Regions from separate parts of the Mus musculus genome. Here region 1 is linked to region 2. A link is a contact called in ENCODE Hi-C or POLR2A ChIA-PET data. All regions are on one chromosome and are shown on one strand. The core of a region is the stretch at or near the end of the contact, and the rest is flanking DNA. Distances in the headings are between cores, read along the strand shown. Region 1 holds the start of 4933404K13Rik (RIKEN cDNA 4933404K13 gene). Region 2 holds the start of 1700027J07Rik (RIKEN cDNA 1700027J07 gene).

Region 1 (4,938 bases), core at 317-2,816, 80 kb before region 2:
AGTGACCACTGGGAGGATGCTTTTTTTGAAGGGCACTTCTCTGTCACCCCGCTGGGGCCCAGATACTTGCAGAGAGCTATTCTGTTCCACCATGTGCTCCCACACTTTCTGTCACATGGCTTGTCTTACTAAAGCCCAGAATCCACCCAGCATCAGCCAAAATAAATATTTCCTCCTTTAAGTTTTCCCAGGGTTTTTTTTTTTTTTTTTTTTTTTTTTTTTTTTTTTTTGCTTTGTTTTATTTAATTTTTTTGTCACAGTGACAGGAAGCTAATTAACACAGGGTGTATACCATGATATGGTTGTTCTTTTGCAGTTCTGGCCATGAACCAACATGGTAGGTAAGTCTTAACACTGAGCTACATCCCCTAGCCAAGAACTATTTTAGAACCAAATAAAGCTGCAGGTGGTGTTTCTATTTAAATCGACAGCTAAGTACCCGTTTTCAGGCCTCCTCTGCTCACCTTGGTTGATCCCAGGAGGCCTTCTGACTTATCTCCGCGTTAGCCCATTTCACAGTGGATCCAGTGAACCGTGCTTCCTGCTCCTCTTGGTCAGCTCTAGTTCCTTCTTACGTTTTGGTATAAAGTTCTGAGTATTAAATATTCTGTCTTTGGGAGGGCTCGGGTGGGAGGCAGGGAAGCCTTTGAGTAGTGGGGCCTTCGATGAGGCTTTGGGCCCCTGGAAGTGCACCATTTAAGAGGATAAGTGAGCACTTAAGCCTGTCTTCCTTTCTTTTTGTCCCCTCACTGTGAATTGAACGGCTTCAGCATCTCCTCCTTCAGTGATCCTTCAGCCTTCCCACCTGAACATGGCTGAAATTTGTGAATCCACGAGCCAGCGAAACCTTTCCTCTTTATAAACTGATCACCTCTGGGGCTTGCTATAGTGGTTGAATGTTGAGTAACACAGCCCTCCTCTGGAGACTGATCCTGGGACTTCTTTCACCGGTAAAATACAGCGAAGTTCTTGAGAGTCTCAACACAGGCAAAAGATTCCCTGCTTTAGGGGTAGCTGGGCACACTCTAAAAAGATAAGCCACCATGACCATGAGAAGAGCAAGAGAAACTATAAGGACTGAGAGATCCCTGGCCCACTGCTTCCTGATATGTCCGTACTGTATATAAAGACACCATCTTGAGTGGCCCAGTCAGCTGCGGGAAATATTTAAAAGATGAACCCACAATGCTCTGCAGGGCCGGATCACGCTCCCGCGCTCCTGCCGGCTCGCCAACTCTGGCCAAGCAGGACCACACAGCTCCCTCCGGGCCATCTCTCCAGCGTCCCCAGTTCCTCTCACTACCACGCAATGCCCTACGCATCCCATGGTTGGTCATCTCAACACCTAATTATCCGGTAGAATCAAGACTCTCAAAGCTTAACCAAGCAGATTTATGTATCAATAGAATTACAATTTACAAGATGCCAATACAATAATTTCAGAGCCAATTGATAATGATAAAAGTCTTATTCCAATATTTCTAACCTTATGAAATCAAGGCTACTTGTGGCTGGAAAATAAAACTCGGGTATACGTCAGCAGCCATTTTGCTTCTCCTCCCCTCTGACAAACTCTGAGACTCTTAGCCCCGCCTCCCGTTCTCTGTCCAATCACAGGTCTCCCACTGCCCTAATGTGATTGGACAGGGAAAATCCTGAAACAAGCAAAGATTGGTCACACCTGCCAACCCATATTTTATGTGTTTAATCTTTTGACATTACAACACGGCATTTTCATCTACAAAGTTCATGCTAAAAAAAATCCTGCAATCGTGTTATGAACACATGCACACACACACATATGCCACATATACACACACATGCACACACGTGCGCGCACTCACACCACACATACACACGCACGCACGCACACACACAACACATACACACATGCACGCACACACACACACACACACCACACTCACACAGACACACACACTTTCAGCAAGTTTACAAGTTTCAATCAGACCACTTTCATCACACATACACACACACATACACCACATATACACACACATGCACACATGCATGTACACATTACACACCACACTCTCACATACATGCACACCAAACTTTCAGCAAGTTTACAAATTTTGATCAGACCACTCTCATAACTATGTTTGGCCCAGAGGCCGTGTCTGGACACACTTGTTTCTCAAATTATAGAATTATGAGTAAGTAAGTGATTATGGCCAAGGAAAACCAACACATCTTTCTCTACCAAGTCATTTCAGTTGCTTCCTTCCAGACTTAGGTCAAACCACCTTCTCGGACAACTTACCCAACAAACACCGTGAAAAATCACATTACCTTAGAATTTGATATGAAGTTTGGATTACACAAAGCCAGGCCTGTTCTTGTTCAGTTTTGTACGGTAAACTGGTTAATACTGACCACTGTAAAGTAAGCTCAGGGTTGGAGAGTAGTGTGCCCATTTTTTCAGATGAAAACACTGGGGCACAGTGACTAAGCAAAGGCAGCTGTGTAAAAGTACACTTCTGAAAGCTCTCCCTCTATTCCCTGACAGAACTGTGCTCTAAGCACTAAGTGGTTTTGGTTTTTTTTTTTTTTTTAAATGCAGATGTGGCAAAGAACATTGTACATGTATTTTAGGCAAGAAGGAAGGGGAACGATATTAAACTCAGACACAGTAACTACTGTATATGGTTAACAGGCACAGGACCAGTAAGGTCTTGTGGACATGGGCATGGTGATCAGGCTGAGTTTGTGACAGTGGACTTGTGGCGAGTTTGATTGAAGAATGGGTCTCCTCCCAGTGAGATGCTTCTGGGCTATTTGATTGATTTTTATCCCTTTTAATAATAATAATAATAATAATAATAATAATAATAATAATAATAATAATAATATCTGTCTAGGATCTCTTCCAACAAATCACATGTAGATGGCCAAAAGAGGCTGTCATAGAATAAAACATTTCAAAATATGTTTACTGGCTACTCAGAAAAACATGGGTTTCCTGGTAAATTTCATATTAGGAGAGCAATGAAAGACCTTTCCAGGAAGCATGAAGTTCTCAGGGGTAATTTAGTTATAAACATATTTCCTTAATGGGATACAATTTGATTTTCTCATTACCTTTCGACAAGAACAGTAAGACACTGGTGGTTTAGTCAGTGAGTCGTGAAGCTTTCTCAGATGTTCAGTCTTGTGGGGAACACAGCAGCTGCCACCATCCACCTTCATTTTGCTGATGGGACCCAGAGGGCATAGAGACTGTCTGAGATCACGTCAGCAGCAGGAAGCTGGCTTGGTCTCCAGGTGCCTCGATCAGGCTTATGTGTTTGCATACATTGATACTTTTTGTGGCTCATGTAGATGTCTAGCAGAATTCTTTCTTGCTCTGTGTCACAGACTGCCAAGGGCCCAGTGTTTTGGAAAGCGTGGTCCTTGCTATTAGTGCTCATTCAGGAAGCTCTTTAAAAACTAAGATGTGTTAGCAAGTCATTTGATTGAAGGACAGTCCCTTCTAGGGACAAGAGTTCTGCGATCTGAGAAACAGATATTTTGGAATTTTATTGTACCTTCTGGGTTTATGGAGATTCCTGGCATTTCCTCCTGTATGGCACTCAGCTGTGGCCTAGCACTCACACAGACAACTGGACAATCGTCACTTACTTCTTGTGGTTATTCTAACACATTCTTCATAGCTTGCTTATACTTGCTCTCTGATTAAAGAGTAGTAAGGTCAGTGTAAGCCATATATTGCCCCTCCCCAAACTAAGAGGCTTGTCCAAGTTTTGTGTGCTTTGTGTAAAGAATGTCTACACATATATTTGTGTGTTTACATGCACCCACATACACATGTGGAGGCGAGGGGCCAGCGGAGGTGGTCTTCGTCAGTCATACTCTGCCTTATTTTTGGAGACAAGGTCTTTAACTGGTCCTAGGGCTTACTGATTTGGCTTCACTGACTGGGCAGGAAGCTTCAGGGATCCAGAAGTCTCTGCCTCCCCATTACCAGGATTATAGACCTGATTATCTACATGGGTGCTGGAATCTCTACTCAGGTCTTCATGCTTATGTGGAAAGCATTTAACCAATGAAGCCATCTCCTTAACCCTGATGTTTGTATTCTTTTGAAAATTTTACAAGTTTATATGACCACTGAACAAGTTTACATATGTGGTTTAAATTCTAACAAGAATTTAAATTAGAAAAAAAAATAGAATTCCTAATGTTAGCTCAAGTGGCACATTAAGTTAGGGAGTGGTACAGCCACTGTAGTTGCACAAATATAGCTAGTTGGTTGACTGAGGCAGGAGCATTACAAATAGGAGGCCAGTTTGGGTAACTTCATGAGACTCTGTCTCAAAATAAAGACATTCAAAGAGGCAGAATAAAGGCTGGAGAGCTAGGTGTGGAAGTACACCCCTTTAATCTCAGCCTGAGGGAGGCAGAGGCAGGAGGATCTCTGTGAGTTGGAGGGCAGCCTATTCTACAGAGTAAATTCCTGGACATGCAGAGTCACATAGTAGAGAAATCTTGTCTCAAAATTTAAAAAATAAACAAATAAATAAAATTTAAAACATCGTTTGGAGAGGTTAAGAGCACTGGCTGATCTTGCAGAAGAGCTGGGTTCTGTTTCCAGCACCTACACAGCAGCTCTCAACCACCTGTAACTCCAGTCCCAGGGGATTCAGGGCCCTCTTCTGGCCTCTGTGAGCATTGCACAAATATGCTACACAGACATACATGCTGGCAAAACACACATACACATGAAATTTAAAAAAAAATCAATAAATCTTTTAAGACCTGAGTATGGGGCTGGAGAGATGTCTCAGAGGTTAAGAGCATTGCCTGCTCTTCCAGATGTCCTGAGTTCAATTCCTAGCAACCACATGGTGGCTCACAACCATCTGTGTCTGAAGACAGCTACCATGTACTTGTCATATATATATATGTGTGTGTGTGTGT
Region 2 (5,201 bases), core at 658-3,157:
GGCAGTACGTGTCTCCTCCCTGGGAAATATGTTAGAGACCTACAAAGCAGAGCAATTATAGCTAGTCAAGTTCTCCAAATTGAAGAGAAAACACTAATACCAGTGGGGAACTAAAGGACCAAAATGGGGTGGGGGTGGGGGTAAGAAGAGAGAGAGAGAGAGAGAGAGAGAGAGAATGAATGAGAATTCTAGGGACAACATCAACGTCAGCAGAAAGAGTCAGGAGCAGTAAACCAACAGTGGTACAGACATCTTGAGACTGCCCCGCCCACAACATGCTTCTCACCTGAGCACTATGGGAAAGTCAGTAGTGCAGGACACCCACGCCCAGTTAAGAGATGGGAAGAGAGCGCCAGAGAGAGCACTTGCAGATGACTCCAGTTGACCTGGATGCTGTATTTAGCAGGAATGCTGGGAGGAAAGTGAGGGATCTTGGTCTGTTGGATGACTTCCACTGGAATCTGAAACTATCTGTTCAGGGAGGAGGGCATAGGGAAACCCAGAGAGTCAAGCCCTCTCCTGAAGCATAGGCCTTCTAGGGCTGAGTCTCCCTTCTGTGCCAAGCAGTGGCACTAGGAGTCTCTTACACTGAGTTTTTAGATGTCTGAACTACTTCCATTGTCTCCGAGTTCAGCGTGAAAGTTATTTATATGGTTGTCCCTGACTTCCTAGATACCTTTAGCCAGAGTCAAGAGAAGAAGTTTGGCTAATTATCTGCCTGTGCTTGTATGTAAGCTAGGGATAAGATTTTGGCCAGTCTTTACACATAACATCAGACACGTGACTCTAAATGAGTCCTACATTCAGTCAAAAATCCGGACAATTCTGGTTATGGTGTTGACATCTGCTCTTGAGACTGTTCTTCCACATCTGTAAAGAGAACCTTCCTTAAAGAATGAATAGAGGGAGCCGGCCATGATGGCATAGGCCTTCGATCCCAGCAACAAAGGTAGAGGCAGAGGGATCTCTACCAGTTTGAGGCCACCCTGGTCTAGATATCCCAGCACTCGGGAGGCAGAGGCAGGCGGATTTCTGAGTTCAAGGCCAGCCTGGTCTACAAAGTGAGTTCCAGGACAGCAACAGCTATACAGAGAAACCCTGTCTCAAAAAACCATTTAAAAAAAAAAAAAAAAAGACTCACTTCAGCACACTGTTTGAGGGATAGCCTCCCCCCCAGTGAGGGTGCCCTCGCCATGGATGGCTGTGAGAGCAGGTTGTAGTAATGAAGACTGGAGCTTGAGACAGTGTCTCATGGTATTCAGCTAGCTTTCTCTTTCTTAGTCATCAGTTGAAACACCCTCCCCAATACACCCACAGGCATGTTTCTAGGTGATTGTAAATCCAGTAAAGATGACAGTGATCCTCACCACTGATGGTAAGTATGGTGGGGAAATGGGGTCAGATCCTACCTTATGTTGGCCAGGGATGGATGATCCCAGAGGCAGAGGAGTGGAATGTTCTCTGGAGCCTGGGAAGTCTTCATTCACTCGTCCATATGGCAAACAATTCACGTAGTATGCCCACTTGCCTGGTGTGTACTTGACAATGAAGCTTGTGCTGACGTTATCTCCTCCCTTGGGAAGTTTACGGTCCAAGAGTTTTGTGACAAAGCAACAGCATTCAGAGTTGAGTATTATGGCGGGAGAAATACTGAGGAGTGGGGGCGGGGCCAGGCAGAGTATTCAAGAGTGGCTGGAAAAATTTCAAGGGCTGGAATTTATCACACAAGCCAAATAAATGCCTGAGGGCCTCTGTGTCCCGTGACCCTATTATAGAATTTATAGCTCAAGGACATCTTTGAGATCCCATGGCCGCCATCCTTACATCAGTTTGGGACCAGCTGACACCTGGTCCTCTCCTATTTTTATCCCAGAGGGCAGTGAGGTTCAAACCCACATAATACAGTTGGCAGATTTCATTCCCCAGAGACTAAATGTGGAGAGGTTCAGTGACTTGCCCAAGGGCATTTATTGAGTCAACAGTTGAAATGGGAACAGTTACCAGATGCTGGGGCCAGGTGACTCCCCCTTCCCTCAGTGTCTGCTAAGGGGAATCATCTTGTGAAGTATCAAATGGCTCTAGTCTTCTGATGAGTGTGCAAATCAAAGAGCAAATGAGAAGGGTAGGTGTCAATTTCCCTTGACGTAACCCCTTCCGACTATGCAGCAACCAACATGAGAAGAATGTGACCTAGGTTGTACTAAAACCATTTTTTTGTTTGTTTGGTTTTTGTTTTGTTTTGTTTTTCTAAATTTCTCTCAGACAACTAGTAAACAGGAGGGCTGGCTGAGTGTCAACCTAACGGAGAACAGAGGAAAAGTCAAGTGTGCACTAGCTTAGGGTTCTAGATAGTTGAAATGACTGCCAGCAACTCATGCCTTTTATATTTGAGTGTCCTGTGTCATTAGTCGTGGAGGGGTGTGGGAGACACTTGTTTTCACTGGGTTATTACTGTTAGTGACATGCAGGACGGGCTGGGGATGGAACCCTGGCTTATTATTACTGTTAGTGAAGTGCAGGATGGGCTGGGAATGGAACCCAGGGTCTCAATCCTGTTAGAGGCAAGGACTTGTGGTAACAGAGCCACAGCCCCATTCTGAGAGGTATGGCTTAAGCACAGAGCATTAATATAGTCCACTTGGGACTTTGGTAAGCTGCACATATTGGATGAGTCCTGGCTGCCTGCATTCCTGCTGATATAACAAAAGGTGAAAGTTCCTATTCAAAAGATGTTCTGTGATTCACTTCACCGGGTGGCAAAGACAACATGGCCTGTATGTTGTGAGTCTACCTAGTCCTTGCTATAGTTTGGATTTGGTGTACCTCCATGCGTTGAAGGCATGGTCCCCAGTCAATGCTATTGTGGGGAGAGGTGGGATCTAGTAGAGAAGTCCTAGATCACTGGATGTGTGCCCCAGAAGAGGCACACATCTTCTTGTGGTACCCACTCTTTTCTCTTTTGCTTCTTCTGGCCATGGTATGAGGAGTTTGCTCAAACATGCTTAAAGATAGACTTTGCCTCCGGCAACCTCACCAAAGGCTTGCCAGAAATTGGTCTTCTTGGTTATGGAGTAGAACCTTTAAAACCATGAGCTGGACAACCTTTCCTCTTTGTAAGTTGATTATCTCATGCATTTTGTTGTAGTGACAGAAAGGCGATTTAAATACCCCTCTCACCAACATCCTTAGGAGTGACAAAGGAATAGGCTGTTAAATTTCACATTGAGGATCCCTGAAAAGAATGACATTGCCTGCAGAATTGCACATCTCTCTTCTTTCAGGTGGTATTTCTAAAAAAGACTGAGGCTTCCTTGGCCCTAGAGAGTGATAATGTGGTTTTTCATTCCAGGCAGCATGGACAGTGTCGTCTGCTTCCCTGTCCTCTTCCCCATGGCCAGGCACAACCTGGACTAGGTCTCTCCAGTTATTCTTTAATAAAACAAAGCCTAGATGGTTTGTGATGGTTTCCTTTGTCACTTTGACTAGGGAGCAGAATATTCAGATAGACAGAGAAAAATCCTATTTCTGCATTTGCTACAGATGTTTCTGGAAGACCTTAACACTTACATTTGCAGACTGAATGAAGAAGAGGGGTGTCTGTAGCGTAGTTGGACATGATCTAATAATCCCTTGAAGGAACAAACAGCACAGAAGAGGTGGAGAAAGGGTGAGCTTTACCACCTGTTTGAGCTGGGGAGCCCCCCTCTCCCTGTCTTTGCACATCAGTCCTGACATGAGAGCCCTCAGGCTTACACTGGGGTTCACACCCCCTGGTCTTCCTTGTTCTTTATCGTGCAGATGGCAGACTGAAGGGCTGCTTGGCCTCCACATTGATGACGCAGTCTCTAATAAAGTTCCACGTGTGCTATGTTAGTCTGCCTCTCTGGAGAGCACAGGCTAACACAGCTCCCTTAATATCTTTCAGCTTCAAAGAGAAAGGGACCTTGGTGAAGGACAGATTATTCGTTGATCATTTAATCTACTTGTAGACTATGTGCTGAAACCTTCTCCAGCCTTGGTTTTATAAATGCACAAAGCACACTATCAGTATCACAAAACATGGAACATCGGCGCCCCTGAGCAACATGCAACTAGAAAACTGCCCGCCTTGGCGAGCTCCTTCCTCACCTAACACGTGGTTACTGGATGGACTGAGAAGAAATGTGCCAAAAGCCCAGAGCCCTTTCCCAGTGTTTCAAAAGATTTGTTAAATGAATCGGCTTTCTAGAACAAACTATTTAGGAAGAAAATTCTACTTAATGAAAGAAAGTTCCTCTTGGCCAGGTGTTGTGGTGGTATACACCTTTGATCCCAGAACTTGTAGGGTAGAGGAGAATGGCAGACTTCTGACTTTGAAGCCAAAGTGTTCTACAGCCAGGGCTATACAGAGAAACCTTTTCTCAAAAAAAAAAAAAAAAAAAAAAAAAAAAAAAAAGGAGAGAGAGAGAAAGGAATGGGACAAATTCTTTGGCTTTCTATCAGGCTGTAGGAGAACCTAGAAGTTTACAGACAATGGAATGGAATCTCTTCTCTGAGCTCTAGACTGGCACATCTAGTGTCCTCTGGACATTGCCCCTTAGCTGCATTCTCAGAACCCATGTCTCCACTGCCATGCTACCAACCTGCTTCAGCCACAGTGTCCCTTCAATTGATGCTACCATTTTTATTTTCAAGCAAACATCCACTCTAGAAACAAGAGAAGCATTCTTTTCTTTTTTTTTAATTCTTGTTGTCTTCCTTTTTTAAAGATTTATTAATTTTATGTATATGAGTACACTGTTGCTCTCTTCAGACACACCAGAAGAGGGCATCAGATCCCATTATAAATGGTTGTGAGCCACCATGTGGTTGCTGGGAATTGAACTCAGAACCTCTGGAAGAGCAGTCAAGTGCTCTTAAGCCACCTCTCTAGCCCAAGGGAAACATTCTCTTTCACTTCCCCCATTCCCCACCCCTTTCCCATCCCCACCCCGCCCCCACCATCCTTCTATCCTGTACCCTGCCTCCTAAAGATCCACTTACTGTCTTTGTCCACTCCTCCCCCTGCTCACCACAGCCATGGCTGAGGCTGCCAGCCTCACTTCAGGCTTCCAATTCTTCCTTGACTCTGTTTCCTCGAGAGTGTGGAGTAATCCTTCCAAAATGCAAATTGGACCCTGTCACGTGCCTGCCTCAAGCAGGGAGTCCCTAAGTGGCTCTGC

The links. A loop is a pair of places that touch in the nucleus more often than their neighbours do. ChIA-PET counts read pairs that join two places held with the same protein, here RNA polymerase II (POLR2A).
Region 1: a loop to region 2 is called in a map of v-Abl transformed pro-B cells, with 4 times the contacts of the local background. The contact joins the promoter of 4933404K13Rik here to the promoter of 1700027J07Rik in region 2. A Hi-C loop is called at or near these places in 4 of 37 maps with a recorded cell type or tissue (CH12.LX, mature B cell and v-Abl transformed pro-B cells). POLR2A ChIA-PET finds 5 or more read pairs at or near these places in 1 of 5 experiments (embryonic stem cell).

Annotation. Positions count from the first base shown.
Region 1 is chr10:43,822,535-43,827,472 of GRCm38, reverse strand. It overlaps 4933404K13Rik (RIKEN cDNA 4933404K13 gene), which reads right to left and starts at 1,566. Exons shown (of 3, transcript NR_131055.1): 1 at 1,487-1,566.
Region 2 is chr10:43,742,864-43,748,064 of GRCm38, reverse strand. It overlaps 1700027J07Rik (RIKEN cDNA 1700027J07 gene), which reads right to left and starts at 1,907. Exons shown (of 4, transcript NR_040581.2): 1 at 1,410-1,907. Gm40634 (a long non-coding RNA gene) reads left to right here and starts at 5,009. Exons shown (of 3, transcript XR_871618.2): 1 at 5,009-5,201. RefSeq lists an enhancer at 1,387-1,927.